Regions from separate parts of the Mus musculus genome. Here region 2 is linked to region 1. Evidence: chromatin loops called from intact Hi-C (ENCODE). Cell type or tissue: left cerebral cortex. All regions are shown on one strand. Links, peaks and the distances in the headings refer to the core of each region. The heading gives the core; the rest is flanking DNA.

Region 1 (2,926 bases), core at 126-2,625:
TTAGCCATGTTCTCTGCATTGTCCTGTCGAGCTCTGTGGCCTGGGACGCTGACCTCCACTAGGGCCGCTGTTGCACTTGCTTTTGCTCATTCTCTGCCAGGAGACCCTGGCACGGGGCCAGAGAGCAGAGGAGAGCAAGGCTGGGTATTCTGATGCCCTCCTCTTCTGTCATCTTTGCCTTGCCATGGGGCAGGCAGTGTTACAGCTAGCATGGCACCCCAGAGGTCAGGACTTAGGCCTAAGCGATACCTCGGCACGTGTCACTTCTGTGCTAACAGTGCCCACAGCTGTGTAAGTTGTCCCTGTGTGGAATGCTCTTCAGCTAGGCACTTTGAGGGCTCCTTTCCAATACTTCATAGGTCAGCAGGTAAAGCTGCCGAGAGGAGGGTAGAGGTCAGTTACTGTGGGAATACGGAGAAGTCTGAACAGGCCAGAATAAAACGCATGTTCACATCCTGAAACCGTCCAAGGCAAAAACAATGATCATTATTGATTGGACTTCTTTTTTTTTTTCCATTATCAGTGAGAAAAATCTTATGACATTGGCTCATGGGCACCAAAGTTAAGGGATTTTCTAGGACGCAGTCGATCAGTGCTAAAACTGGAACAAACTGGAACTGCTACCTTAATCCGTAGCTATTATCAGGACCTTGTAGTCCTGCCCTGCTATTGCAGTGGAGGGACTATTTTAAGTAAAAGAATGCTGGTCTGGCACCAGATTCCTCCCCTATTCATCCACAGTCAATGGCTGATGTCATTTGTCGCAGCATTCTTTAAGTCCATCCTTGCAATCCGAGAGTCTCTTTTAGCATATGGGTCAGGTACCCACTATCAATCCATCCGTTAGAACACCCAGTGAGAGACTCTCTGACACTCTTGAATTAGAACTTTGGTCTCAAAGTCAGAAACTGAATTGGACCAAGTGAACCTTCCAGAACCTCTCTTGCTCCTACAGCCTTGGCCATTGCTGACATATTTGTGGCTAGCCTTCCGGGTTCCCTTGGGCTTGAATAAGCCCCAGATTTGCGTGCTCTGTCTCCTGCTGTAAGAGTGCCAAAGACTGGCCATGTGTCAGAAGAAATACAGCACACACCCCTGCAACATGAACAATCTGCCGGGTACTCTTCTCTTGGCTCTTTGTACATTTTTTGTTCTTGTTAGATGTATTTTCTATTTTCTACAGACACAGCCCTGACTTTATTAAGCCCTTGAAGACAGGGAAATCTTTGGCCCGAATGACTAACCCAGTAGCATGGGAGCGAGATAGTACAGGGCACAACCGTATGCGCGCGCGCGGTTTGAATGCAGGCTCGCTTCATCTCTGTAATGTAATTATTTTCTACCTGCTTCAATGACTTAGCGGAAATCAGGAACTTAGCAAACAGCAGATACTTAGTTCTGGCTTTGTTTGCTGCACATCAGTCCCGGTGTGGTGAATATAAGTGCGAAGGGGGAAGATCTCTATCCCAGACCCCAATCCCTTTATTCTTTTCCGCCAGACTCCATTGCCTAGGCAAAAGCTCCTTCCTTGCGCCCATGGCAATCTAGGTTCGCCTCCTGAAGGAGTGAAGTCCGGGAGCGCCCTCTAGAGGACAGCGGGGCTCAAAACCTCTGCTACATTACCGCTCACAAGATCTGTGCTGTGGTTTTATTTGTCCCTCCAAAGGTTGGTCCCTCCTCTTGTGTTCTGTTTGTCCTTCGAGATCTATTTCCATTTCTTTCTGCTTTGTTCTGGACCCCAGGCTGATGACCTTCCTTTGCCACCACCACTTAGCTTGATTTTAACCAGTAAAAGTCACCCGAGATGCATCGTTGAGATACTGTTTCTCTCAACTCCTCCAAGCCGGGCTGTTAGGGGTAGGTGGGCAGTGCTCCTCTACCCAACCCCACAGCTGCTCCCATGCAAACCCGCATGTTCTACCATGCCCAGCTCCTTGGTGTCAGCTCCCTGGACACAGAAATGACTTCCTGATGAGGCTAGCTAGCCTCGCGGTGGAAGTTCTGTCTTCAGCCTTGTGTCCCTTAGTCCTGGCTGTGCCCTTCTTTGTAAATAGCCCATGGGTCATGCTCTTCCCACTAGCCAGTCTGAGTATGCTTTATTTTCTGGTTCCTGTTGGGTTCTACTGATACTGTATGCAAAATCTTTGACCTAAGTCTTTTCTCTCTCCTACCTCCCCAATACCCTGTGAGCAATAAACCAATTACTGAAGTTTGCACAATGTAAGCATACTGTGTATATCTTAGGATTCTCTCCAGAATGCCTCCAGCAGGCAGGCCCTACTGTCTCTTGTTCAATTCCTACATAACCTACTTTCCCTCTACCTAGCTCCAATTCACTCTCTATTTAAAGCCTTCCACTAAAATGCTGCTTCTAACCAGGTCTTCCTAAACTTTGGTACACGTTTGTTGTTGTTGTTGTTTTGTTTTGTTTTCCTTATGTGCTTGGCATCTATGCAATTTCTATCCTATGAAGTAGCTGTCATATATTTGTCTGTCTTCACCTTTTCTTTAGTGTCTAGGAAGATCTTGGGTAGTTTAATTACATTCTGTGACTAGATTAATTAATAATGCCTAATTCAACCCACACACATCTCCTGAACCGTGGGGATTTCTTCACACGTGTTCTGCTCAGTGCTTTTGTTATATGATTGTGGGAAGGGATGTTGTCCCCTCCAACGTGAGGGGGCACACCCAGTTGCACCTGTCACTGGCAACCACCTCGTCACTAAGGAGACCGCTAGTGTGGAAAGAAAACTAGAGAGGAGGGAGGGCAGACTACAGAAGATCGTGGAAAGCAGAGTTGTGCCCTTGATCAAACTATGTCCAGCTGTCTTACAAGATGGTCTGTCTGGGATGGGACTTTTGTTTATAACCAAGTAAATATGTAACACTGGTGGTTAATTACTGTGGTGGCTTGAATGAAATT
Region 2 (2,926 bases), core at 321-2,820, 280 kb before region 1:
ACCATGGCATATGCTGAAGGCTAAAGCTGATGGCTGGCTCAAATGAGATGCAGTTCTCAGGTTGCTTAACCAAAACCCTGCTTAGAAACACTTTTTTTCTGGAAGTCAAAAATCCCACTTTGAAATTCTCAGCAACTCTCGAAACCTGGAAGATTTAAAATGTTACTTTTTTTGTTGTTTTCCTGGAAGACCCATTCAAGTGCTTCTTTCTCCTTTCATTTCCTCCAATGAACCAAAAGATAAAATGGCTCACTTGAAATTCATGAGCATTTTTATATACGTTCCTCAGAAAAACTTCATTCTAAGCATTCTCAATGCAGTGTAAGTATTTTTATTTTTAAGATTTAAGAACCAAAGACACATGAGGGGGGTATGTATTGTTATGTCAGATAATTCTTGTAAAAATAATCCCTGGAATCCTCTTATAAAATAGGAACAAGATCTAAATATTTTAGCAGGACTTATGGCTCCAGCGAGTCCTATATTTGCCCTTGCATTTCTCTCCCATGTCTTCCCCCCACCCCCCAGTTCCCTGTATCTCTAGGCTCTGCAATTGTATTTCACACTCCTCTTGGAATTGTCTCTTCCTGGAAGGCTCACCTTTCCTCCTTTGAATGGCTGTTTACCCTTTGACTTATCTTCAGCCTATTAAATATCATTTGCCTCCAGTTTATTCAAAGTGAGAACTCTCCTTGCTTGTCTTTAATTTGACATCTTGTCCCTGACTTTCTTAACACATAATTTACAATTTTCTATTTCCCAGGAGCCTATCATAGGATCTCACACTCCAAGAAAAAATGAATCAAAACTAACTATAATGTTGGACCTTGGTAAGTTCTTGATAAACATTTATTTAGTCAATGAACTCGAAGCCACAAGGAAGTCATAAAAGAAAATTATTTTATTTCTTTATACTGGTGCACCATTACTTCAATTCAAATATTAAATGCTAGAAAGTGGCTTCCTTTACATCCATAAAAATTAAGGTCTTCCAACACAATTTATTTTTAAAAAATTAGGTTGTAATGTTTAAGGGAGTTTTAGTGAGCTTGGGTTTCTCAGACTGACATATGAGGATGCCAAATTGTTCTCTTCAGCCTTTAAGGTGGTAGGCCCACCTTCCATGATGACATTCAAGTCTTAAAAGCAACAACTTGCGCCAAGACCTGTCCCCTAGAGAGACTAGTCATTGCACAGAGATTTGATGGGGCAGCTGCTGGCACTTGCCTGCACACAGTTGCCTGCGTCTACTGAGAAAGGAGAGTAAGACAGAAAACTAGGAGGGCGCCACAGAACATGTCAAGGATTCAGGTCCCATGGAAACACTGGGAAGGCATGATAGTGATTTGAACAGGGGAAAGATGTAAGAAAAGATGGACAGGCCAGAAGTAGCCTGTGCATCCTTCCTGCATTGGTAACACAAAGATGTCATTATAAGATGTGCTTTGAGTTGGGTTTCACAGCCCACTCCAGGGGCTGGGGATGGACTCAGGAAAATGATAGTTCCTGTTAGTAGTTTCTGCCTAAGCTGCATCCTGTACTGCTTTCAGTTCTGTCTTTTATGGAGGACATAAGTTTTGAGTATCTTCCAAAGCAACACAAGTAAAAATAAATCAAGAAAGATTCTGTTTTACACTCCACTTCCCTCCATGTCCTTAGCCAGGAAGAAAGCCAGCATGGGTCTATATCTTTCCAAGTTGTTCCTCTGTGAAGCACCATTGAACTCCCAATGGTTTTCTGTAAGGGATAGCTCCACATGAAATAAACATGGGAACAAAGGAAAGACTCAGAGAATTTTGTGCTACTAGCTGATAAGAAACATGATAGATGATGAAGATAGATAGATAGATGATAGATAGATAGATAGATAGATAGATAGATAGATAGATAGATGGATGATGGATGATAGATAATCATCCACCTATAGAGAGATATAGATATAGGAATGTATCTATACCTATCTATAGATAGGTGATTATGATGATGATGATGACAATGATGATGAAGATAGATAGATAGATAGATAGATAGATAGATAGATAGACAGATGATAGATAGATAGATAGATAGATAGACAGACAGACAGACAGATAGATGATAGATAGATAGATAGATAGATAGATAGATAGAGGACAGACAGGTAGATAGATGATCATCCATGTATAGATAAATGATCATCCATGTATAGATGCTGGAAAATAGATAGATGATAGATACATGATAGATGATAGATAGATTATCATCCATCTATAGATAAATAGTTATAGATATAGGAAGAAATCTATATCTATCTATAGATAGATTATGATAGATAGATAGATAGATAGATAGATAGATAGATAGATAGATAGATGGTAAATAATACATGATAGATAAATTATAGATTATAAATATACATATTTGTATAACATTTAATAATAATTGTGCTACTGATTACATGTATTTGTAAAAAATGGCAGTGCAAATTTAATGACATCAGAAAGCTTATAGAGTTTTCTAAAAGTTTTTTTTGATAATATTTTTTTCTTTTTCTTTTTCTTTTGTTTTTTTTTTTGTTTTTTGTTTGTTTGTTTGTTTTTTGTTGTTTTTTTTTTTTTGAGACAGGGTTTCTCTGTATAGCCCTGGCTGTCCTGGAACTTACTCTGTAGACCAGGCTGGCCTCAAACTCAGAAATTCGCCTGCCTCTGCCTCCCCGGTGCTGGGATTAAAGGCGTGCACCACCACATTCACTAAATCATAAATCTGTTTATTTCCTCTATGGAAAAGATGGTTACCTGGTGTTCTGGCTTTTTTTTTTAATAGTTTAAGTATTAAAAAACTTCTTTGTGACTGAGCATCAGCTTGAATCAGGTTTACTCATTTATCAAAATAATATCACAGTAATTTGACAGCATAAACCCAGCATGCGCAAGCAGAGAAGTACATT

The links. A loop is a pair of places that touch in the nucleus more often than their neighbours do. Peaks named below come from ENCODE experiments on the same cell type or tissue, not always from the same donor. Only the 100,000 strongest peaks of a DNase experiment are listed, where the experiment ranks them.
Region 2: it touches region 1 in a loop (3-fold over the local background); 2 of 42 quality-filtered maps call a loop at or near these places.

What each region holds. Positions count from the first base shown.
Region 1 is chr10:99,083,524-99,086,449 of GRCm38, forward strand. It overlaps the pseudogene Gm51755. Among named protein-coding and RNA genes, the nearest start is that of Poc1b, 22 kb to the right of the region's middle. In left cerebral cortex, for the core only: a CTCF peak has its summit at 1,582 (motif pointing left); a DNase peak (open chromatin) is centred at 1,578.
Region 2 is chr10:98,803,731-98,806,656 of GRCm38, forward strand. No RefSeq gene overlaps it. Among named protein-coding and RNA genes, the nearest start is that of Gm40750, 1.9 kb to the right of the region's middle. In left cerebral cortex, for the core only: no CTCF peak of the experiment used is centred there; a DNase peak (open chromatin) is centred at 1,478; H3K27ac peaks cover 751 bases.